Regions from separate parts of the Homo sapiens genome. Here region 2 is linked to region 1. A link is a loop called in an ENCODE intact Hi-C map of the cell type or tissue named here. Cell type or tissue: heart left ventricle. All regions are shown on one strand. Each heading gives the region's core, and the rest is flanking DNA. Links, peaks and the distances in the headings are about the cores only.

Evidence for each region. A loop is a pair of places that touch in the nucleus more often than their neighbours do. Peaks named below come from ENCODE experiments on the same cell type or tissue, not always from the same donor. Only the 100,000 strongest peaks of a DNase experiment are listed, where the experiment ranks them.
Region 2: a loop joins it to region 1, with 2.2 times the contacts of the local background. A loop is called at or near these places in 2 of 110 quality-filtered maps.

Annotation. Positions count from the first base shown.
Region 1 is chr2:203,110,006-203,122,594 of GRCh38, forward strand. It overlaps NBEAL1 (neurobeachin like 1), which reads left to right. Exons shown (of 56, transcript NM_001378026.1): 15 at 145-277; 16 at 1,974-2,093; 17 at 3,010-3,313; 18 at 5,980-6,065; 19 at 12,249-12,338. Among named protein-coding and RNA genes, the nearest start is that of NBEAL1, 100 kb to the left of the region's middle. RefSeq lists a silencer at 752-918. In heart left ventricle, for the core only: no CTCF peak of the experiment used is centred there; no DNase peak of the experiment used is centred there.
Region 2 is chr2:202,997,619-203,010,207 of GRCh38, forward strand. No RefSeq gene overlaps it. Among named protein-coding and RNA genes, the nearest start is that of NBEAL1, 11 kb to the right of the region's middle. In heart left ventricle, for the core only: no CTCF peak of the experiment used is centred there; no DNase peak of the experiment used is centred there.

The sequences.
Region 1 (12,589 bases), core at 1,643-9,642:
GTTGGACTTCTGTGTGGCAATAGAATTTAAGCCACAGAATTGTGGGTAAAGATGTTCATGATGGCTTTATGGTTTTATGTACTTTAATGATGATGAAACTGAACAACCAACTTTAAAAGTTCTGATAATACGTATTTTTTTTAGTTTTTTTACAGGAAGTGGCATGGGTTTTGAAGCCTTTATTACCCATTCAGGTATGTTGGTCGTGGCAGTGTGCACAAAAAGAGAATATGCAACGGTTATGCTTCCTGACCACAGTTTCTGTGATTCCCTCTGGGTAAGGCTTTAGGGCATCACATTTAACTTCTAGTATGGTTAATGGTATTTCCCACCATTGTCATAAATTCAACAGCAGTCATTTTTTTGCTAAAAAATTTAAATGAGGCTGGGCGCAGTGGCACACCTGTACGTAATCCCAGCACTTTAGGAGCCCAAAGCAGGCAGATAACTTGAGCTCAAGAGTTTGGGACCATCCTGGGCAACATGGTGAAACCTGCTATCTACTGAAAAATACAAAAATTACCTGGGTATGGTGATTTGTGCCTGTGGTCCCAGCCACTTGGGAGGCTGAGTTGGGAGAATTGCTTGAGCCCAGGAAGTCAAGGCTCCAGTAAGCTGAGATGGTGCCACTGTACTCCAGCCTGGGCAACAGAGTGAGATCCTGTCTCAAAATAAATAAATAAATAAATAAATAAATAAATAAATAAATATATAGAACGTTAGGATGTCTTAAGGTTTTCTATAAGTAAATTTTCTTTTTTCTTTTTTTTTTTTTTTTTGAGATAGAGTCTTGCTCTGTCGCCAGTCTGGAGTACAGTGGCACGATCTTAACTCACTGCAACCTCTGCCTCCCGGGTTCAAGCAATTCTCCTGTCTCAGCCTCCCAAGTAGCTGGGACTACAGGCACGTGCCACCACACCCAGCTAATTTTTGTATTTTTAGTAGAGACAGGATTTCACCATGTTGGCCAGGATGGTCTTGATCTCTTGACCTTGTGATCCGCCCATCTCTATAAGTAAATTTAATTTTGAATTTCAATTTAAAATGAGATGGGGTGGGTGCTATAACTCACACCTGTAAACCCAGCACTTTGAGACACCAAGATGGGAGGATTGCTTGAAGCCAGGAGTTCAAGACCAGCCTGGGGTGAGACTCTCTCTACAAAAAATTGAAAAATTAGTTGGGTGAGGTGGCACACACCTATAATCCTAGCTATTCAGGAGGATACTGGGGAGTTCAAGGCTGTAGTGAGCTATGATTATGCCACTGCACTCAAGCCTCAGCTATAGAGCATGACCCAATTTCTAAAAAAGGTTTTTTAAAACAATGATAAAATAAAATGAGATGATAGATTGTTTTGTGTTTTTTTTTGTTTTTTTCTTTTGAGACAGAGTCTCGCTCTGTCACCAAGGCTGGAGTCAGTGGCGCCATCTCAGCTTACTGCAACTTCTACCTCCCGAGTTCAAGCAATTTTCCTATCTCAGCCTCCTGAGTAGCTGGGATTATAGGCGCCTGCCACCATGCCCGGCTAATGTTTGTATTTTTTAGTAGAGGTGGGGTTTCACCATGTTGGCCAGGCTGGTCTCGAACTCCTGATCCGCCCACCTCCCAGAGTGCTGGGATTACAGGTGTGAGCCACTGCGCCCAGCTGATAGGTTGTTTTAAATAATGCATTTGTATTGTTTTCTAAAATATAAAATGCTTCTCATTTTTAAAAATGATTCTAAGGAATACTAAAGCTTTGGAAATGCAGAAAAGGTACTGTTACAATTGTGTATATTTTATAGAATATGCTTACGTGCTTTTGTACTACTATGGAAAAAATTGTTACTTTGAGAACATCAATTTAACATTTACGTTTAATCTTAACGTTCTACTATTTGTACAAATTATAGAGCAAACTTCTGAAAGCATTTGTCATTCCAAAGACATAATGTAATTTTATCCTTTAAATGTGTGTTTCACTTTACCAGCACAACATAACTGTTGTCCACATGCCTGGAAAAAGGCCTTTTGGTCAGAGCTTCGTCTATATCTATGACAATGGACAACAGAAGGTTTCTGCCCCTCTCAGATTTCCTGCCATGAATGAAGTAAGTATATCCAACCTACTCTTTACGGGCCCTATTGGTTGAGAATTCTTGAAATGTTTTAGTTAAGGTAGAAGGTTATGTTTATTGTAAATATGTGGCCCCAGATTTTAAAGTGTTTTCTATGTAGTAAGACTCCACACATTAATATTCAATTCTGTCAGCCTGTCATTATTAGATGAAGTCAGACAATGTGAAAAAAGGAAAACATTTAAGGAAGAAACAAAGGCTTAGAAAGAAAGACTTATAACAGGAAAGCCAAAGAAATGAATAGAGCAGATCAATCTATCGTTTAATAAAAGCTCTCTAAGTATGTGAATTACGTAAGAGAATATTATGATGGACTCTTCTAACTTGATTATAATTGAAACAATAATGAAGAAGCTTAAAACCTTCATATTTTAGTTAGGTATAAAATAGAGTTTATGTATTGAAGTGGTTCTCAAAGAACACTAGAGGGCCTTTTCTGAAGATAGTGGAATAGAGTAGATTATTTCTCAAGTCCAAGGATTCAAGTAATTTTTTGTTGGTTTTCATCTCAGTGACCATTTCAGGATAGTTTGTGATTAATATTTATACATCATAAAGAGAAAAAATAGTTTTCTCTATTTTCAAAAACAGTGAAGTTAAAAAAGTTCATAATCATATGCACTTTAAAAATTCAAAAATTACCAAAGAATATAAAATAGTCATAGAAGTAATGCATCCAAATGCTATAGGCCAAGGTAATTTTGCTAATAATTTCCTAAGTATACACATGCGTCTACACTTCATGATTTGGTAAAAATAAAACTGCTTCCACTTTTATTTTCAATGTATTTATTTGTGTAATTTTATGTACTATTTTATTGTGTAATTTTATGTTAAATATGAGGATATATGTTAATTAAAATTGTGTAATTTGTTTGTTTGTTTTTAGCCCTTTACTTCCTGTTGCATTGGTTCAGCTGGGCAAAGAACCACCACTCCTCCACCATCCCAAATCCCAGATCCACCTTTCTCTTCTCCCATTACCCCTCATCGGACATCATTTGGTGGAATTCTGTCATCAGCCTCCTGGGGAGGAACAATTGAAAAATCAAAATTGATTACCAAATTGATATCAGCTGGAACCCAAGACAGTGAATGGGGGTGTCCCACATCTCTGGAGGGTCAGCTAGGATCTGTTATCATCTTTTATGAACCACTACAACCTCCTCAGGTGAAGGCATTATATTTAGCAGGTAAGCATGTACAGTCATAATGCTTAAGCAAATTTAGAGTTTTTTTTGTTGTCTAAATATATTCTGAAGAATATATTTAGAATATAGAAGAATATATTCTGAAGAATATATTTCATGTGAAGAGTGTATTTGTTTTAATTGAAGCTGAAAGGGAAGAAAAAGCCCCTCCACATACCTAATAGTTTTTGTTTTGTAGGCATAAATAAAGCAAACCTTTTTTGGGAAATATTTCAGTTATCATCCATAATACTGCCTGTATTTGTCTGCTAGGGCTGTCATAGCAAAATACCACAGACTGGGCGGCTTTAGCAACAGAAATTTATTTTCTCACAGTTCTGGAAGCTAGAAGTTCAAGATCGAGGTGACATCAGGATCAGGCTCTCACTTCTATATAAGTGAGGCTTCTCTTCCTCGCTTATGAGGTGGTTACCTTCTTGCTGTGTTCTCACATGGTCTTTTCTCTGTGTGCATATGGACGGAGAAAGAGATCTCCTGTGTCTCTCTTTTTTTTTTTTTTTTTTGAGATGGAGTCTGGCTGTGTGGCCCAGGCTGGAGTGCAATGGCGCGATCCCGGCTCACTGCAAGCTCCGCCTCCCAGGTTCACGCCATTCTCCTGCTTCAGCCTCCCGAGTAACTGGGACTACAGGCACCCGCCACCATGCCGGGCTAATTTTTTGTATATTTAGTAGAGACGAGGGTTTAACGGTGTTAGCCAGGATGGTCTCGATCTCCTGACCTTGTGATCCGCCCACCTCAGCCTCCCAAAGTGCTGGGATTACAGGCGTGAGCCACCGCGCCCAGCCTCTCCTGTGTCTCTTATTATAAGGGGTTCTCTCAGACTACGGCCCCATCCCGATGACTTCATTTAATCCCAGTTACCACTTTAAAGGCCCTATTCCAATACAGTCACATTGGGGATTATGGCTTTAAATAGGAAGTTTAGGGGGACATAGTCAGTCCATAACACTGCCAGTACTTTTGACAGATTTTAATGAATTGATGAAACAAAATATAACCGTATCTCTAGAAGAAATTATGTAACTGCTTCCAAAATCATGAGCCTTATTCCAAAACTTGTCATTTTTTCAACTGATATATTAATATATCTGAAGAATTCATGAAGGCAGTAGAATTAGGGAACCTTGGATAAGTTTGCAAACTGTTTTTCATTTTGTTTTGGCTTTTTGTTTTTCTTTTGGCTATGATTTTAAACATATGTACTAATAGTTATTGGATCCTAACTACTTTCAAAATTATATGTATATTCTAACAGGATGTTCAGGAGTTAAGCTTTTAAGAGTTATGTAACTGCAGAATAGCTTCTTATTTGTCTAAATATCTTTTTTAGATTGCATGGGAATTTTGAGATGAATGGGATTGCCCACATTTCAGACTTTATATTAGAACCTTATCTTTTCTTTTCTTTGTTTTTTTTTGTTTGTTTGTTTTTTTGAGACAGAGCCTTGCTCTGTTGCCCAGGCTGGAGTGCAGTGGCTGATATTGGCTCACTATAACCTCTGTCTCCTGGGTTCAAGTGTTTCTTGTGCTTCAGCCTCCCAAGTAGCTAGGATTACAGGTGTGTGCCACCACACCCAGCTAATTATTTTATTTTTAGTAGAGACAAGGTTTCGCCATGTTCGCTAGGCTGGTCTTGAACTCCTGGCCTCAAGTGATCCTCCCACCTTGGCCTCCCAAAGTGCTTGGATTACAGGCGTGAGCCACTGTGCTAGGCCTAAATGATCATTTTTAATGGTTGCATATTTCCTTGGATTCAAGACGTGTTATTTACTTAGGTTGTTTATAATTTCTTTCTTTTTTTTTTTTTTTGGACAGAGTTTTGCTCTTGTTGCCCAGGCTGGAGTGCAATGGCACGACCTCAGCTCACTGCAGCCTCTGCCTCCTGGGTTCAAGCGATTCTCCACCTTCCGAGTAGCTGGGATTACAGGCACCTGCCACCACGCCCAGCTAATTTTTTAGTATTTTTAGTAGACGTGGGGTTTTTACCATGTTGGCCAGGCTGGTCTCAAACTCCTGACCTCAGGTGATCCTCCCGCCTCAGCCTCTCTAAGTGCTGAAATTACAGGTGTGAGCCACCATGCGTGACCAGATAATAATTTTTGTTTGTTTTTGTTTTTGAGACAATATCTCACTCTGTTGCTGAGGACAGAGTGCAGTGGCGCAATCTCAGATCACTGCAACTTCTGCCTCCCAGGCTTGAGTGATCTCTCACCTCCTGAGTAGCTGAGACTACAGGCACATGCCACCACCTCTGGCTAATTTTGATATTTTTTTGTAGAAATGGTGTCTCACCATGTTGCCCAGGCTGGTCTCAAACTCCTGAGCTCAAGTGATCCACCTGCTTCAGCCTCCCAAAGTGCTGGGATTACAGGCATGAGCTGTGGGATTACAGGCTGTACCTGGCTGATAATAGTTTGTTAATACTATATAAAAAAAATTTTCTGTAATGGAAATTGATTTATTTCCCAATTTTTGTAGGTTTTAGATAAACTGGAATATGGAAACAAAGTAAATTTTAGCTTAATGAGTTTCAGCTGTGTTGTTTGAGTAGCTTGAAACAGCTTAATTTTAAATTTTATTCTGATAACACAGAACCAAGGAGACCATATATATTCAATGGTGTGTATGTGTGTGTAAATAATTTTCAGGTCCAAATTGTTTAAGCCCTTGGAAGTGTCAAGAGTCTGACATGGCCGACCTGCCTGGTAACATCCTTCTTTACTACACAGCAAAGGTCAGAGTAAATTTGTGAACTGTCCATCTAGTTATAACTATGTTGTGAACTGCAGTTCCTTTTCTATTCCTTTTGTCATTTCATTGGGTAATTAAAAGGAGGGGTTTGAATTGCCATCAAAATAATCATGAATTTTCAAAGGAAGGTGAGAAGCAGTAAAAATTAAGGTATACCTCCTCCACGAGGGTCCAAATATTATCATTATGTCATCCCTGTGGTACTAATGGCAATAGTTACAGTTGGAATTTGTACCGATGAATTGACTTCAGTAAGTGAAATTGTTTGTGTTTGTATTCTCATAGTTTACTGGAAGGAAAGATGAAACAGAATTGTTCTCAGTTTTTTAAATGTGATGTAGCCAAAAATTTTAAAAAAAGAAAGAAAGAGAAGAAAAAATGTTCACTTCAAAAGGAGAAAAAGGCCAGAAGGCACAGTGGCTCACACTTGTAATCCCAGCACTTTGGGATGCCCAGGTGGATCGTTTGAGGCCAGGAGTTCCAGACTAGCCTAAGCAACATAGCGAGACCCCTGTCTCTATAAAACTTATGAAAAATGCCAAAAAAAAAAAAAATAGCCAGTTTTAGTGGCATGCGCCTGTAGTCCCAGCTACTTGGGAGGCAAAGGCGGGAAGATCCCTTGAGCCCAGGAGTTTGAGGCTGCAGTGACCTGTGATTGCACCATTACGCTCCAGCCTAGGCAACAGAGCAAGACCCTGTCTCAAAAAAAAAAAAAAAAAAGGGGGGGGCCCAGCACAGTGGCTGTGGCTCTTGCCTGTAATACCAGCACTTTAGGAGGCTGAGGTGGGCGGATCACCTGAGGTCAGGAGTTCGAGACCAACTTGGCCAACATAGTGAAACCCGTCTCTACTAAAAATACAAAAAATTAGCCAGGCTTGGTGGCAGGCACCTGTAGTTCCAGCTACTTAGGAGGGTGAGGCATGAGAATTGATCGAACCCGGGAGTCAGAGATTGCAGTCAGCTGAGATCGTGCCACTGCTCTCCAGCCTGGGTGACAGACTGAGACTCCATCTCAAAAAAGAAAAAGAAAGTAATAAATTATTATCATGCACAAGCTGGCTAAACTAGAAAAAGATATACAAAAATGTATAATCTCGGCCGGGCACAGTGGCTCACGCTTTAATCCCAGCACTTTGGGAGACCGAGGCGGGCGGATCACGAGGTTAGGAGATCGAGACCATCCTGGCTAACACGGTGAAACCCCGTCTCTATAAAAATACAAAAAATTAGCCAGGCGCGGTGGCGGGCGCCTGTAGTCCCAGCTACTCTGGAGGCTGAGGCAGGAGAATGGCACGAACTGGGGAGGCGGAGCTTGCATTGAGCCGAGATCGTGCCACTGCACTCCAGCCTGGGCAACAGAGCGAGACTCCATTCAAAAGAAAGAAAAATGTATAATCTCACAAAACCAAAACATTTTCTGAGTCCATGTAACATTGAGTATAATGGAAGCAATTAATATTTTTGCTACTTCTTTTCTTCCTCCCAGTTCTTTTGTTTCTCCCAGTTCTTTTGTCTTTTTTTCCTCAGTCCTTGCTGACCTCAGTTGCTTTTATTAGATAAGTAAAAGGAAAAAGGACTTTTTTCTACTCCACCACCCCACACCGTTTTTTTGGAGACAGGTTCTCAGTCTGCTACCCAGGTTGGAGTGTAGTGGTGGGATCATGGCCTACTATGGTCTTGAACTCCTGAGCTTAAGTAGTCCTCCCACCTTCAGTCTCCGGAGTAGCTAGGACTACAGGCATGTGCCACCATGCTGAGCTTTTTTTTTTTTTTGTATTTTTTATAGAGACAGGGTCTTACTCTGTTGCCCAGGCTAGTCTTGAATTCCTGGGCTCAAGCAATTCTTCCACTTCAGCTTCGCGAAGTGTTGGGATTACAGGAATGAGCCACCGTGTCTGGCCTTACTTTTAAATATTTATTTTTTGTATCTGACCTAATAAAATTTGCTTATTAGTTTTATTTTCTCCCTTCTTTTTGCTGTGATACATTTCAAATCTAGAGAGGAGTCAAAAGAATGGTAAAGTGATATCCTATATACTCTTCACCTAAATTAACCAATTACTAATGTTTTACTGTACTTGCTGACTTTTGTCTCAAATCATTTGTGAAAACGAATTGACATAACTATCAAGACACTTCATCCCTGTATATTTCTACATAATCATCTACCTACCTAAGAAAATGGCCCATAATTCATCTAATATATACTCTGTGTTCAAATTTTTCCAAAAATATTTGTATAGCCTTTTAGAAATGAATCCTGGATCCAAAGTTTATGCATTGCATTGGTTATAAGGTCTCTTGAGTCTTATATTTTTGTTTGCTTTGTATAACTTCTTTTTCCCAAAGATACATGTTTGTTTAATACATCTTATGTTATTTCTTGGCAGGAATTGTATCTTACACCTATTTTCATTCTCCACTATATAGCATAGATAGCTAAGAAATAATTGCATATAATCCAAACAGTATATTTAGTGGCAAGTTCTGGATGTGTGACAGCCAACTTTTTTTTTTTTTTTGAGATGGAGTCTCGCTCTCTCACCCAGGCTGGAGTGCAGTGGCGCAATCTTGGCTCACTGCAGCCTCTGCCTCCCAGGTTCAAGCGATTCTCTTGCCTCAGCCTCCCAAGTAGCTGGGATTACAGGCACGTACCACCACACCTGGCTAATTTTTGTATTTTGGTAGATGGGGTTTCACCATGTTGGCCAGGCTGGTCTTGAACTCTTGACCTCAAGTGATCCGCCCGCCTTGGCCTCCCACAGTGCTGGGATTACAGGCATGAGCCACCGCACTGGGCCTGACTGGTCTTTTTGACATTATGGTCATCGTATTCTTTTTACAAAGTAACTTTGAATTTGTTAACATTAAAGTTGGATTTTTTTTTTTTTTTACCATTGAAAGTAAAAAATTCTATACTACCAAAAAAATAGCTATTGTCTTGTTTTTCCCCAAGAAACTTAATATGACTATTGATAAATACAATAAAACAGATTACTGAAGGAATGTTTCTGCAAAATGGTGCTATGTCATGAGACAGGGACTCTATAGTTAAATAAATTTGGGGGACTGTTGGATTCTATTTTTTTTTTTTTTAAAGACAGGGTATCACTCCCATTACCTAGGTGGCCGTGCAGTGGTGCAATCATGGCTCATTGTAGCCTCATCCTCCTGGGCTCAAGCAATACTCCCACCCCATTTTTTGATTTTTTGTAGAGACAAGGTCTCACTATGTTGCCTAGGCTGGTGTTGAACTCCTGGGCTCAAGTGATCCACCCACTTAGGCCTTGCAAAGTGCTAAGATTACAGGCGTGAGCCACTGCATACGGCCTGTTGCTTTTTTTTTTTTTTTTTTTTGAGACGGAGTCTCGCTCTGTTGCCAGGCTGGAGTGCAGTGGCGCAATCTTGGCTCACTGCAACCTCCGCTTCCTGGGTTCAAGCGATTCTCCTGCCTCAGCCTCCTGAGTAGCTGGGATTACAGGCATGCGCCACCACACCTGGCTAATTTTTGTATTTTTAGTACAGACGAGGTTTCACCATGATGGTCAGGCTAGTCTCGAACTCCTGACCTCAAGTGATCTGCCCGCCTTGGCCTCCCAAAGTGCTGGGATTACAGGTGTGAGCCACCGTGCCCGGCCCAGTTGCATTCTTTATATCCCTCTTGGAGGTTAGTGATACATTTTTAAAATTCTGCTATAAAGGAACCAGTTTACTTTTGTTTTGTCCTACTGTTTCACCAGCTATTTGAGCATAGAACATATTTTGTTATTATAACTTAGTTGTTAACAAATGCTAGTTTGGGAAAAGCTGCTCCAGAGGATTTTTAAAATAGTCAACAGTTTTTTTTGTACTCAATTGTAGGAGGTATTTAATCATTCATTTGCTTAAAACTTATTGAATGTCTTCTTAGTCCAAGAATTATGCTATACCCTTACAATACAAAGATAAATAAATAAAAGTCTCTGTCTGTAAGAAGCTTACAATCTAAAGCAAAATAAATTTTTTAAAAAATAAGTTCAACATAACTTTATGAGCATTTATTTTTCTTTTTAGCTACCATTTATGGGGTGTTAACAATATGTTAAGCACTATGCTAAGTATTTCACGTGTATTGTTTCACTTAATCTTCACAAAAGCCCTGAGAGGTATATGGTATTATTGGTTATCTTTTCTAAGCTTTAGTTTTCTGAAGCTCAGTAAGATAAGTAACTTGCTTAGACTCATAATTCCATTGAATCCTGGAGTTAGAACCCAGCCTGTTTAATTTATATCCTTAACTAATATACAATATTTCTTTGTTGGAATAATGTACGGAATAATGTACAAATTAATAGTGAGGGTACAAATGAGGAGTGGTTTGTTGTTCCAGGAAGCTAGAAAATCATAAAGAAGATGGTATCATTTGTGTTTTAAAAGACAAGGTTGAGCAGGGATGCATGGTAAATATCACCTAAAAAGGCATAGACTGTAAAACTGGGTTCTACATGTGTTTGGGTATAGGACACTGAGCAAGAGGAGATGAGACTAGAGAGCAAGGTCACATTAGAGCAAACCTCCTATGTCAGAGTAGATAATAGGCAATGGATAGAATTTTTAGCAGAAGAGTAATATTATCGGATTCGCATTTTAGAAATGGTCTTAAGCTGCAGTGTGAAAGTTGGATTGGAGGAATGGATTCTAGAGAGTGTCATACCATTAGGAGATTATTCTGTTAAAACAGGTCATAGATACACAGTTTTTAGTTACAGACTAAAGTAGTAACTAGAGAAAGACGTGTCTGTCTCGGAGACGGATAACGTTTAAGTATTTGTTTGATTAAAGCAATTTTTCTCAATTGTTTAAGAGGAAAGCAGTAACTACATCATGTGCGCTAAAATTTGTAGGTTTACTTTCTTTTGGAATGGGGATTAGATTAGATTCAAGGATGCTGCATTACCTGAAAATTCGGATTGAATATGAAGTTAACATGCCTTTACGAATGGAGGTTAGCAAATAACACTGTTTCTAAAGTTACAGACTAAGCTCTTACTCTGAATGCAGCCAGAATTGTCTGGCAACAACATGAGGGAAAATAGTATCTTATGCCTGTAATTGTATTTTTATATTATGATTTTTTTTTTGTTCTATGGTTTATCTCTCATTTTAATCACACGTTTTATGTGTATCTTGAAATTGTGCCTAGGGAAGTGCTAATGGAAATAAAACATTGAATTTTTTTAAAGCAAAAAATCTGTTTTCATGTATTTGTTTAAAAGAGAAAAATTTAAAAACTATGACTGGCGAGGCCGGGTGCAGTGGCTCATGCCTGTAATCCCAGCACTTTGGGAGGCCGAGGTGGGTGGATCCCTTGAGGTCAGGAGTTCGAGACCAGCCTGGCCAACATGGTGAAACCCCATCTCTACTAAAAATACAAATTAAGCCAGATGTGGTGGCGCACCACTGTAATCTCAGCTACTTGGGAGGCTGAGGCAGGAGAATTGCTCGAATCTGGGAGGCAGAGGTTGCAGTGAGCCAAGATCACACCACTGCACTCTAGCCTGGGTGACAAGAGTGAGACTCTGTCTCCAAAAAAAAAAAAAAAACATCACTGTGGCTGGCGAACAAGTTCTGCCTATAGCTCATCTGTCAGATGACAAGTAGCAGTGACCTACTTTTCTAAGTGGGTGCTTTAGAATCTAATTCCTGATTCTTTCTTTTTTATTTTTATTTATTTTTTGAGACAGAGTCTCACTCTGTCACTGAGGCTGGAGTGCATTGGCACCGTGTCGGCTCACTGCAACCTCCGTCTCCTGGGTTCAAGCAATTCTCCTCCCTCAGCCTCCCGAGTAGCTGGGATTACAGGTGCCCACCACCACACCCGGCTAGTTTTTATATTTTTAGTAGAGATGGGGTTTTACCATGTTGGCCAGGCTGGTTTCGAACTCCTAACCTCAGGTGATCCACCTGCCTCGGCCTCCCAAAGTGCTGGGATTACAGGCATGAGCCACCACGCCCGGCCCTGATTCTTTCTTTTAAAACAGAACAGCAATACTAAAATTCATATTATGGGCATCTTATCTTTGACTATCCTATATTCCTTTTTGTATTATGGTGAAATGTTCTATATGTGGTTAAATTTATGTTTTGTTCTAATTGGTTGTTTGCCATATTTTTCTTTTATTCTTAGGCCTGCAAAAATTCAATCTGTCTTGATTTATCTACTAATTGTTTGCATGGAAGATTAACAGGAAACAAAGTAGTGAACTGGGACATTAAGGTAAATTAATAGTAAATGTTGGGCAACATCTTACATAATTTACTGATACTCTTATTAAGGATTTTGTTTTTAAAGCACTGCCAGATTGATCTAAATAATAGGTCTCAGTTAAAGGGTTATGCAAACATACAATTTGAAGGGTAAACAAATGCAAAGTTAAATGACTAACATAGTTGAATGACTTTGGTTTGAAGTATAGTTACCTTTGTAAGCTACAGCAGGTCTTTGGATAATGTCGTTCATTATAAAGT
Region 2 (12,589 bases), core at 3,072-11,071, 110 kb before region 1:
AAATATTCAAATAAGGACATGTCCTTTACAGAGGCTGTTTGATTTCTCATTGGGAAACTTAAAAAACAAGTTTAAAAAAAACAATTTTTTTCTTAAATGTTCTATCCTTTTCCTTCTAAATGTACACTGAAACAAGCTTTTGGTTCATTCATATTTATTTTTCTTACAATTTCAACTTTTCTTTTCTTTTTACAACACAGGCTCTCACTCTGTTGCCCAGACTGGAGTCCAGTGGCGTGATCATCGCTCACCGCAGCCTCTACCTCCTGGACTCAAGGGATCTTCCACCTCATCTTCCTGAGTAGCTGAGACTACAGATGTGTACCACCATACCCAGCTAAATTTCTTATTTTTTATTTTTTGTAGAGACAGAGTCTCACTATGTTGCCCAGGCTGGTTTCAAACTCCTGAACTCAAGCTGTCTTCCCAAAGTGCTGGGATGACAGGCTTGAGCCACCAAGGCCTGCCCTCAACTTTTATTTCAGATTCAGGTGGTACAAGTGCAGTTTGTTACGTAGGTATATCGAGTGATACTGAGGTTTGGGATACGAATGATCTGGTCCCACAGGAAGTGAGCATAGTTCCCAATAGTTTTTCAGCATTTTCCCCTATCCCACCCTCCCCACTCTAGTAGACTCCAGTGTCTATTGTTGCCATCTTTATGTCAACGAGTACCCAATGTTTAGCTCCCACTTATAAATGACAACATGCATTATTTGGTGTTCTATGTTAATTCACTTAGGATAATGGTGTCCAGCTGCATCCATGTTGCTACAAAGGACATGATTTCCTTCTTTTTTATGGCTATGTAGTATTCCATTGTATATATGTACCACATTTTCTTTATCCAGTCCACCGTGATGGGCATGTCTTTGCTATTGTAAGTAGTGCTGCGGTGAACATAATGGGTGCATGTGTCTTTTTGGTAGAACGATTTATTTTCTTTTGAATAGATGCCCAGTAATGGAATTGCTGGGTTGAATGTTAGTTCTGTTTTAAGTTCTTTGAGAAATCTCCAAACAGTTCTCCACAGTGGCTGAACTAGTTTACATTCCTACCAACAGTGTATAAGCATTCTCTTTTCTCCACAGCCTCATTTGTTATTTCTTTCTTTTTTTTTTTTTTTTGAGACAGAGTCTCGTTCTGTCACCCAGGCTGGAGGGCAGTGGCGCGATCTCAGCTCACTGCAGCCTCTGCCTCCCGGGTTCAAACGATTCTCCTGCCTCAGCCTCCTGAGTAGCTGGGACTACAGGAGCGCGCCACCACACCTGGCTAATTTTTTGTATTTTTTTTTAGTAGAGACGGGGTTTCACCATGTTGGCCAGGATTGTCTCGATCTGACCTCGTGATCTGCCCGCCTTGGCCTCCCAAAGTGCTGGGATTATAGGTGTGAGCCACTGCACCTGGCCCCATTTGTTATTTCTTTAGGGCACCATTTTTCATCTGATTATTCACAGCTGAAAAACCATAATCTTCTTGACCTACTAATCTAGTTTATGGTGATGAATCATATGATAAACAAAATCTAATGGTCCTTTTGGCAGAAAATAAATATGGGAATGTAATAATAAACAAAGATCTTTTCCCCTACGTTAAATCCATTATAATAAAATAGGAGGCCAGGTGTGGTGGCTAATGCCTGTAATCCCAGCATTTTGGGAGGCTGAGGCAGGAGGATTGCTTGAGGCCAGGAGTTTGAGACCAGCCTAGGCAACCATAGCAAGACCCCATCTCTAGAAAAAAATTAAAAATCAGCTGGGTGTGATGGCAGTGAGGTGTGATCCTGTCACTGCACTTCAGCCTGAGCAACAGAGCAAGATCCTGGCTCTAAAATACAAGAAATAAAATATGTAACTTTGTTCAGAGATGTCTTTTAAAAATTGTGGCACATTTACTATTTTAATCACTGTTGACCGCCTTAATATGTGTCAAACTGTCAATTTAAGTAGGAACTACTAGATCTCAGATCTATTCTTTTTAAAAAAGTGTTACCTATTTTATTACTGTTAAAATTTTGATGTAGTATGAAAAAGCCCTGAGTCATAGTTACAGCCATTTGCCACAGAAATTCTAAATCTCGTAATTTTAATTCCAAATAAATTGATAATTGTTAATTGCTTTATTACTCAAACAGAAAAACTAAAAGGAGATATTTACCTGATACTATCTTACCTGATAAATCAAATGAATATACAAGTCAAAACAAGTATCTAAAAAACTAGGGGCTGGGCTCGGTGGCTCACACCTGTAATCCCAGCACTTTGGGAGGCTGAGGCGGGTGGATCACCTGAGGTCAGGAGTTTGAGACTAGGCTGGCCAATATGGTGAAACTCCATCTCTACTAAAAAATACAAAAAAATTAGCTGGGCATGGTGGTGCGCGCGCCTGTAGTCCCAGCTACTTGGGAGGCTGAGGCAGAGAATCGCTTGAACCCGGGAGGTGGAGGTTGCAGTGAGCTGAGATCGCACCACTGACTCCAGCCTGGGCAACAGAGCAAAACTCTGTCTCAAAAAAAAAAAAAGAAAGAAAGAAAACACAGTGCCAGATGTAATTCCTAGGAATGCTGATAGATTAATGTCAAGAAATAATGTGCATTATTTGCTCTTACTATGGAAAGCAAAGGGAAAAACTAATTGAGATGAGCAGGTACGGTGGTAGAAATTACACGAAGGTTTTTTTGTGTTTTTTTTTTAAACAGGGTTTTTTTTTCTTTTTAATTATCTTAGTATTATAATACTGAAAGGAAAAAAATGTTCCTTGATGCATAACAAGAGATCTCAGATATCAATTAACTTAAATTTGAACTAGAATGGTTGAACTTCAAGAAAGCTGCTTTTTTTTTAAATTCATTTTAATTTTATTTATTTATTTATTTATTTTTTTGAGACAGAGTCTTGCTCTGATGCCAGGCTAGAGTGCAGTGGTGCGATCTTGGCTCACTGCAACCTCCACCTCCTGGGTTCAAGCTATTCTCCTGCCTCAGTCTCCTGAGCAGCTGGGACTACAGGTGTGCGCTACCACGCCCAGCTATTTTTTTTTTTTTTTTTTTTTTTTTTTAGTAGAGATGAGGTTTCACCATGTTGGCCAGGATGGTCTCCATCTCTTGACCTCGTGATCTGCCTACCTTGGCCTCCCAAAGTGCTGGGATTACAGGCGTGAGCATCGCGCCCAGCTGAAAGCTGCTTTCTTAAGAGAACAAATGTCCCTAGTCTCAAATTTTTCTTTTCTTCACATTTGGAAAGAAGAATTTAAAATGAGAAAATGCTAATTTTTAAACAAGAATTTCCAGTAATTCATTTTTTTCTCTTGATTAAAGAATTTTTCCTACTGTAGAATGTGGAAGTCCTAACTTTCAATTAACTTCCCAGCCAGCATGGGAAGTTTATTACAAATGAAAGTGAAGTGGTTTTCTTTCATGTTTCAACTTAATTTTAATTACTGTATTCTATGTGTGTGCGTGTGTGTGTGTGTGTGTGTGTGTGCGTGCGTGCATGCGCACACACGCATGGTTACATGTTGCCCTGGGGAAGATATCAGAAGGTCTAGTACAGTAAATATATTCTTAATCTTATTACATCCCTGCCTAAAAACTTTAATTTTACACAAAGTGAAATGTAAATTACTGAGCTGTATTCAGGGACCCATGCTGAGTTGGTTGCAACCAAGCTGATTGCCTTGCTACTTCTACCCCAGATAGACTCATCAAGTAAATTATGGTTTTCTCAAAACACAGAAGAGAATTTTCTCAGGAGTCAAGCTTTTACCCAAGGCATTCTCTTTTCAGAATTATTATTTCTTTCTGGACACTGGAATTCTAACATTCCTTCAAGACCTAGCTCAGATACACTCTCCACTGGAAAGCTTTCCTAAGCATATGAATTACTTGGTGGTATCTCTCAACTCTCCCCATCCTCTATCCCCTGTGTTTTCTACAATGCAAATTAGCTCTGGAGTTTCACTGTCCAATACAGTAACCATTAACCTCATGTGGCTATGTACATTAAAATTAAATAAAACAAAAAATTTATTTCTTGGTTGCAAAAGCCACATTTCGATTGTTTAATAGCTATATATGGCTAGTGCCTACTGTACTGAACAGCACAGATGTGGAACATTTCCTTCACTGCAGAAAGTTCTATCAGACAGCACTGGTCTAGAGACTTGGTTAGATTCAGATTCAGGCCTTGATTTTTTAATATTTAAAATTGGGCCACTAAATTACATGATCTCTACAGTAACTTTCAGTTGTTTAGCTCTGTGATTCTACAGAAGAATACATAATCTATTTTAGTTTTAGTTTTTTTGAGACAGAGTCTCACTATGTTGCCCAGGATAGAGTACAGTGGCATGATCAGGGATTACTGCAGCCTCAAATACCTGGGTTCAAACAATCCTCCTGCTTCAGCCTCCCAAGTAGCTGGGACTACAGGAATAAGCCACCATGCCTGGCTAATTTTTTTATTATTTCGTAGGGGCAGAGTCTTGCTATGTTGGCCAGGCTGGTCTCAAACTCCCAGCCTCAAGTGAGACTCCCACCTCCGCTTCCCAAAGTATTGAGATGACAGGCATGAGCCACCACACCTGGCTTCACAATCTACTTTAATAAAAGAGTCTGTAAATGGGTAACTGAGGAGTTCTGATAACACCCACATTCCAGTCAATGTAATCATAATCACAGTGTTTTCATGAGCATGTCTGACATTGTAGCTTAGACAACTGTGTGGTATCATATGGACAGCAATTCTGGTGTCCAGGAGCTTGGAAGACTCTATCCCAATAAATAAAAAGCTGAACAAATGGAGAAATCAACAATTCTTCCTAGATCCACCAGAGAAATGAAGTCACAGGGTAAACCCTTGCCACCAAAATTGGAGAGAGAGAGAGAGAGAGAGTAAAAATACAGAGAGCATAAAAAAATAGAGAGAGAGCATAAATCTCCACAGGAACTGGAATGAGGGCAGGCAAACCTGAACTGCAACTGACAAATTATTGGAGGCTCAGAGTGGACATGCCTGAGAGTAAAAAGCTCTTGGGGGAGGGAGGGCTAGTTATGGAGCAAGCCACAACACTCCTGTGAGTTTTACCTGTAGGAACTTGACCAGGTTCTTATGGTAATTATTACAGGAAAATTCCCCCTTGTTTTCAGCAGGTAGAAGGAAAAAAAAGGACCCACTTAAAAATAACCAGGGCAGCCAGGTGCGGTGGCTCACACCTGTAATCCCAGCACTCTGGGAGGCCGAGGCAGGTGGATCACTTGAGGTCAGGAGTTCGAGACCAGCCTGACCAACATGGTGAAACCCGGTCTACTAAAAATACAAAATTAGCCAGGTGTGGTAACAGGTTCCTATAATCCCAGGCACTGGGAGGCTGAGGCAAGAGAATCGCTTGAACCCAGGAGGTGGAGGTTGCAGTGAGCCAAGATCACCCCACTGAACTCCAGCCTGGGCAACAAGAGCAAAACTCCATCTAAAAACAAAACAAACAAACAAAACACACACACAGAAAAAACCCAGGGCATTCTGTTTTTGTTTTTGTTTTTTGAGATGGAGTTTCATTCTTGTTGCCCAGGCTGGAGTGCAATGGCGCGATCTCAGCTCACTGCAACCTCCACCTCCCAGGTTCAAGCGATTCTCCTGCCGCAGCCTCCCAAGTGGCTGGGATTACAGGCATGCAGCACCATGCCAGGCTAATTTTGTATTTTTAGTAGAGACGGGTTTCACCATGTTGGTCAGGCTGGTCTCGAACTCCTAACCTCAGGAGATCCGCCCACCCCGGCCTCCCAAAGTGCTGGGATTACAGGCGTGAGCTACCGCGCCTGGCCTTTTTTTTTTCTTTTCTTTCTTTCTTTTTTTTTTTTTTTATAGAGACAGTGTCTCACTATGTTGCGCAAACTGGTCTGAAATTCCTGGGCTCAAGTAATCCTCCCGCCTTGGTCTCCAAAAGTGCTATGATTACAGGTGTGAGCCACTACACCCAGCCATTCTATTTTTCTTAACAAGGCCTGCCCTCAAGAGATACTGTCTTACCAGAGCCTAACCGTCTTAGGCGAAGGGAGATACCCAACTCCATTCAGCTCTAGACGTCCACATGGGAGAAGGGAAATAACCGCAGCACATACTAATCATCCTGTACCAGCTAAGGTGGGGAAAAACTGAAAAGCACAGTTCAGAGGCACAGGCTCACTAAAAGACTGAGATCTAATCACAGGACTATAGGAAGCCTCCCTTTCCTCCACATTTTACCACTGCATTACTAAAGTCCTATTTACTGCAGTTCCGTTTACCTAGTACATCATGTTCAGCTATCAAGAAAAAATTACAGGCCGGGCCCAGTGGCTCACGCCTATAATCCCAGCAGAGGTGGGTGGATCACCTGAGGTCAGGAGTTGGAGACCAGCCTGGGCAACATGGTGAAACCCTGTCTCTACTGAAAAACAAAAACAAAAACAAAAATTAGCCGGGTGCGGTGGCACGTGCCTGTAATCCCAACTACTCGGGAGGCTGAGGCAGGAGAATTGCTTGAGCACGGGAGGCGGAGGTTGCGGTGAGCCAAGATTGTGCCATTACACTCCAGCCTGGGTTACAGAGTGAGACTCCATCTCAAAAAAAAGAAAAGAAAAAATTATTACAAAGCATCCTAAAAGGCAAAAAACAACCTGAAGACATAAGGCAAAGATCAGAACCAAATTCATATAAGACAGGCATGTTGAAATTACCAGACTGAGAATTTAAAACAACTATGATTAATATGCTAAGGGCTCTAATGGATAAAGCAGACAGCATGCAAGAACGGATGGGCAATGTAAGCAGAGATGTAAATTCTAAGAAAGAATTTTTAAAATGCTACAGATCAAAAACACTATAACAGAAATGAAGAATCCTCCTTAGTAGACTGAATGAAGATGAGCTCATTAGTAAACTGGACATGGCTAAGAGAACATTTCTGAGTTTGAGAATATGTCAATAGAAACCTCCAAAATGGAAAAGCAAAGAGAAAAAAGACAGAATAAAATGATTCAGAACATCCAAGAACTGTGGAATAACTACAAAAGGTATAAATGTGTGTGATAGGAATACCAGAAGGAAAAAAAAGGAAGCGAAGCATATTTCAAGCAACAGTGACAGAGAATCTTCCCAAATTGGCAATAGACACCAAACCAGAGATCCAGAAAGCACAGAGAACACCAAGCAGGATAAGTGGTTTAAAAAAACTACACCTAGGCTATCATTTTCAAATTACAGAAAATCAAAGATAAAGAGAAAATCCTGAAGGAAGCCAGAGGAAAACAAACAGCTTTCTATGCAGGAGCAAGATAAGGATTATATCCAACTTCTCATCAGAAATCATGCAATCAAGAAGACAGTGGAGTAAAACATTTAACATATTGAGAGAAAAAAAAAAAACACCAGCCTAGAATTCTGTATCCCATAAGATTATCATATAAAAGTGAAACACAAAGACTTTCTCAGATGAACAGAACAATATTTGAGGGAATTTGTTGCCAACAGACCTTCCTTATAAGAAATAATTAAAAGAACTTCTTGAGAAAGAAGGAAAATGACACATAGGTCAGAAACTCTCTGCATAAATAAATGAAGAGCATCAGAGAAATAATAAGTGAATATAAAATATAAACTCTTATTTTTCTTATTCTCAGTTAATCTAACAGACAACAGTTTGTTCAAAATAATACTAGGCAACAATGTAATTGTGTGTGTGTGTATACACACAATTGCTTAGGTGTAAGTGAATGGCAGAAATGACATAAGGAACAGGAGAGAGGAATTAGGAATGATTAGGAATGTTTTGTGATAAGGTTCTTGCAATATCTGTGAATTGGTATAGTGCTATTGGAAAGTGAACTTGGAGTAGTTGTAAATGTATACTGCAAACTCTAGGACAACCACTAAATAAGGTAGGAAAAAAAAAAAAGAGTAAAACTGGGCCGGGCACAGTGGCTCACACCTGTAATCCCAGCACTTTGGGAGGCCAAGGTGGGTGGATCACCTAAGGTCAGGAGTTCGAGACCAGCCTGGCCAACATGGGGAAACCCCATCTCTACTAAAAATACAAAAATTAGCTGGGCATTGTGGTGGGCGCCTGTAATCCCAGCTACTTGGGAGGCTGAAGCAGAATTGTTTGAACCTGGGAGGCAGAGGTTGCAGTGAGCCGAGATCGCGCCACCACACTCCAGCCTGGGTGACAAGAGCAAAACTCCGTCTCAAAAAAAAAAAAAAAGGTAAAACTGATATGCTACAAAAGTAGAGGAAATGGAATCATATTAAATAATTAAGATTTTAAAAGGCACTGGCCGAGTGCCATGGCTCATGCCTATAATCCCACCACTTTGGGAGGCCAAGGTGGGAGGGTCATTTGAATCCAGGAGTTCAAGACCAGCCTGAGCAACATAGCAAGACCCTGTCTCTACAAAAAATACAAAAGTTAACTGGGCATGGTGGAGTGTGCCTGCAGTGCCAAATACCTGGGAGGTGGAGGTGGGCAGATCACTCGAGCCAAGGAGTTTGAGATTGCAGTGAGCCATGATCATGCCACTGCATTCCAGCCTATGCAACAAAGACCCTGTCTCAAAAAAAAAAATTTAAAAAAAAAATATATATATATGTAAAAGGCAGAAAAAGAGTGAAAGACAAAAATAGGAACAAAGAATAAGTACAATGTATAGGAAACAGTAATGAATATGGTATACATCAATCCAACTATGTCAATAATCACTTTATATGTTAATGGTCTAAATATGTCATTTAAAAGACATAATGGATCAAAAAACAAGACCCAATTATATATTATCTACAAGAAACCCACTTTAAATATAAAAACACATATAGATTAAAAGTAAATGGGTAAAGAAAAACATACCACGTTAATACTAATCAAAAGAAAGAGGAAGTAAACATATTAATTTCAGACAGAGCAGACTTCAGAACAAGGAAAGTTATCAGTGATAAAGAGGACCATTACATAATGATAAAGGGGTCATTTCTCCAAGAAGACATAACAATCCTTAACACATATTTCCCTAACAACAGATATCAAAATATGTGAGGCAAAAACTGATAGAACTCCAAGGAGAAATGGATGAATCCACTATTATAGTTGGAGACTTAAGTACCCCTCTATTATATAAACGGACAGATCCATCAAGCAGACATAAGGACATAGTTGAATTGAACAGTAACATCGACATCTGTCGACTACTTATCCAACAACAGCAGAATACACATTCTTAAGCTCACAAGGGCTATTCACCAAGCTAGACCACATTGTGGGCCATAATACACATCTTTTTTTTTCTTTTTTTTTGAGACAAGAGTTTCGTTCTTCTTGCCCAGGCTGGAGTGCAATGGCATGTGACCTCAGCTGATGGCAACCTTCACCTCCTGGGTTTAAGCGATCCTCCTGCCTCAGCCTCCCGAGTAGCTGGGATTACAGGCACCTGCCACCATGCCCAGCTAATTTTTTGTATTTTTAGTACACATGGGGTTTCACCATGTTGGCCAGGCTGGTCTCGAACTCCTGACCTCAGGGGATCCATCTGCCTCGGCCTCCCAAAATGTTGGGATTACAGGTGTGAGCCTGCGCCTGGCCCATAATACATATCTTAACAAATTTAGAAGAATATATGTCATATAATGTCTGCTCTCAGACTTCAATAGAATTAAGCTAAAAATCCATAACAGAAAGATAACTGGAAAATCCCAAAATACTTGGGAGATTACAAAACACTTTTTTTTTTTTTTTTGAAATGGAGTCTCTCACTATCACCTGGGCCAAAGTACAGTGGTGCGAATTCGGCTCACTGCAACCTCCGCCTCCCGGGTTCATGAGAGTCTCCTGCCTCAGCCTCCCAAGTAGCTGGGATTACAGGCGCACACCACCACACTGGCTTTTTGTATTTTTAGTAGAGACGGGGTTTCACTATGTTGGCCAGACTGGTCTCGAACTCTTGACCTCGTGATCTGCCCGCCACGGCTTCCCAAAGTGCTGGAATGATAGGCATGAGCCACCATGCCCAGCCTTTTTTTGTTTGTTTTTGAGACGGAGTCTTGCTCTGTCCCCCAGGCTGGAGTGCAATAGGGTGATCTCAGCTCACTGCAACCTCCGCCTCCTGAGTTTAAGAGATTCTTGTGCCTCAGCCTCCCGAATAGCTGGGACTACAGGCGTGTGCTACCACACCTGGCTAATTTTTGTATTTTTTAGTAGAGATAGGGTTTCACCATATTTGCCAGGCTGGTTTGAAACTCCTGACCTCAAGTGATCCACCCCCCTCAGCCTCCCAAAGTGCTGGGATTACAGGTGTGAGCCACTGCACCCAGCTGACACAACATACTTTTAAATAATACATGGGTCAAATAAGAAACCTCAAGTGTTGTGGGAAGTCAGGGACCCCGAACGGAGGGACCGGCTGAAGCCATGGCAGAAGAATGTGGATTGTGAAGATTTCATGGACATTTATTAGTTCCCCAAATTAATACTTTTATAATTTTTTATGCCTGTCTTTACTGCAATCTCTAAACATAAATTGTGAGGATTTCATGGACACATCACTTCCCCAATCAATAACCTTGTGATTTCCTATGCCTGTCTTTACTTTAATCTCTTAATCCTGTCATCTCGTAAACTGAGGAGGATGTACGTCACCTCAGGACCCTGTGATGATTGCAGTAATTGCACAAATTGTAGAGCATGTGTGTTTGAACAATATGAAATCTGGGCACCTTGAAAAAAGAACAGGATGACAGCAATGTTCAGGGAACAAGAGAGATAACCTTAAACTCTGACTGCCAGTGAGCCGGGCGGAACAGAGCCATATTTCTCTTCTTTCAAAAGCAAATGGGAGAAATATCACTGAATTCTTTTTCTCAGCAAGGAACATCCCTGAGAAGGAGAATGCGCCCCTGAGGGTGGGCCTCTAAAATGGCCCCCTTCGGTGTGGCCGTTTTCTATGTTCAAGACTGTAGGGATGAAATAAGCCCCAGTCTCCCATAGTGCTCCCAGGCTTATTAGGACGAGGAAATTCCCGCCTAATAAATTTTGGTCAGACCGGTTGCTCTCAAACCCTGTCTCCTGATAAGATGTTATCAATGACAATGGTGCCCGAAACTTCATTAGCAATTTTAATTTCGCCCCAGTCCTATGGTCCTGTGATCTCGCCCTGCCTCCATTTGCCTTGTGATACTCTATTACCTTGTGAAGTATGTGATCTCTGTGACCCACACCCTATTCGTACACTCCCTCCCCTTTTGAAAATCCCTAATAAAAACTTGCTGGTTTTACGGCTCAGGGGCATCACAGAACCTACCGACATGTGATGTCTCCCCCGGATGCCCGGCTTTAAAATTTCCCTCTTTTGTACTCTGTCCCTTTATTTCTCAACCTGGCCGACGCTTAGGGAAAACAGAAAAGAACCTATGTGACTATTGGGGGCAGGTTCCCCGATACTCAAGAGATATTTTAATATATTTTAAAATAAATGAAAATGAAAATACAACTGATGAAAATTTGAGGAATGTAGCCAAAACAAGAGGGAATTTTGTAGCATTGAATATTAGAAAAAAAAAGATCTAAAGTCAGTAAGCTTCTACTGTAGGAAACTAGAAAAAGAAGAGCAAATTAAATCCAAAGTAAGCAGAAGAAAAGAAATAACAAAAATTAGAGCAGAAATAAATGAAATTGAAAAAAGAAATTAATAAAGGTAATCAGCAAAACCAAAGGTGTTTTTTAGAAAAGATCAGAAAATCTGAATGCATATAGACAGGCTAGCTAAAAAAGTGTGAAAGTGTGGATAGAAGAGAAAGAGCTTCGATGGGATTTAGGAAAGGAATGTCAAAGAACAAAAACTTGACCATATGTCTCCAGATCTGCCCAAGGGAAACTGCTCTATCTAGCAGAACCAAGTATCTGCTCCGATTGGCAGGTTGCACATAGTGGAAATGGCTGCATGAAAGCTATTATAAAAGATGATACTACCATCACATTAATCCAATTAGTTGTACTTGTTATGACTCATGATGAAAAAGCAACCCTGAGAATATAATTTACTTCCCTATACATTTTTTTCTATGGGGAGATAATGCCCTGACCAAGAGATATGAATAGTCCAATTGCCTTGCCAGGGTTTTTTGTTTTTTTTGTTTTTTTTTTTTTTTAGACAGAGTCTTGCTCTGTCACCAGGCTGGAGTGTAGCGGCAAGTTCTTGGCTCACTGCAACCTCTGCCTCCTGGGTTCAAGAGATTCTCGTGCTTCAGCCTCCCAAGTAGCTGGATTTTACAGGCGTGCACCACCATGCCTGGCTAATTTTTGTATTTTTAGTAGAGATGGAGTTTCACCGTGTTGACCAGGCTGGTCTTGAACCCCTGTCCTCAAGTGATCCACCTGCCTCGGCCTCCCAAAGTACTGGGATTACAGGCATAAGCCACCATGCCCGGCTGGCAGGTATATTTTTTCATTGTTAATAAATTTAGTGGCATTCTAAGGTTATATCTGGTGAGATGAACTGAAACTCATAGCTCTGACATAAACTGAGACGCTGAGTGCAAGACCATTTAAATTAATGTGGAGGCCTTTTTCA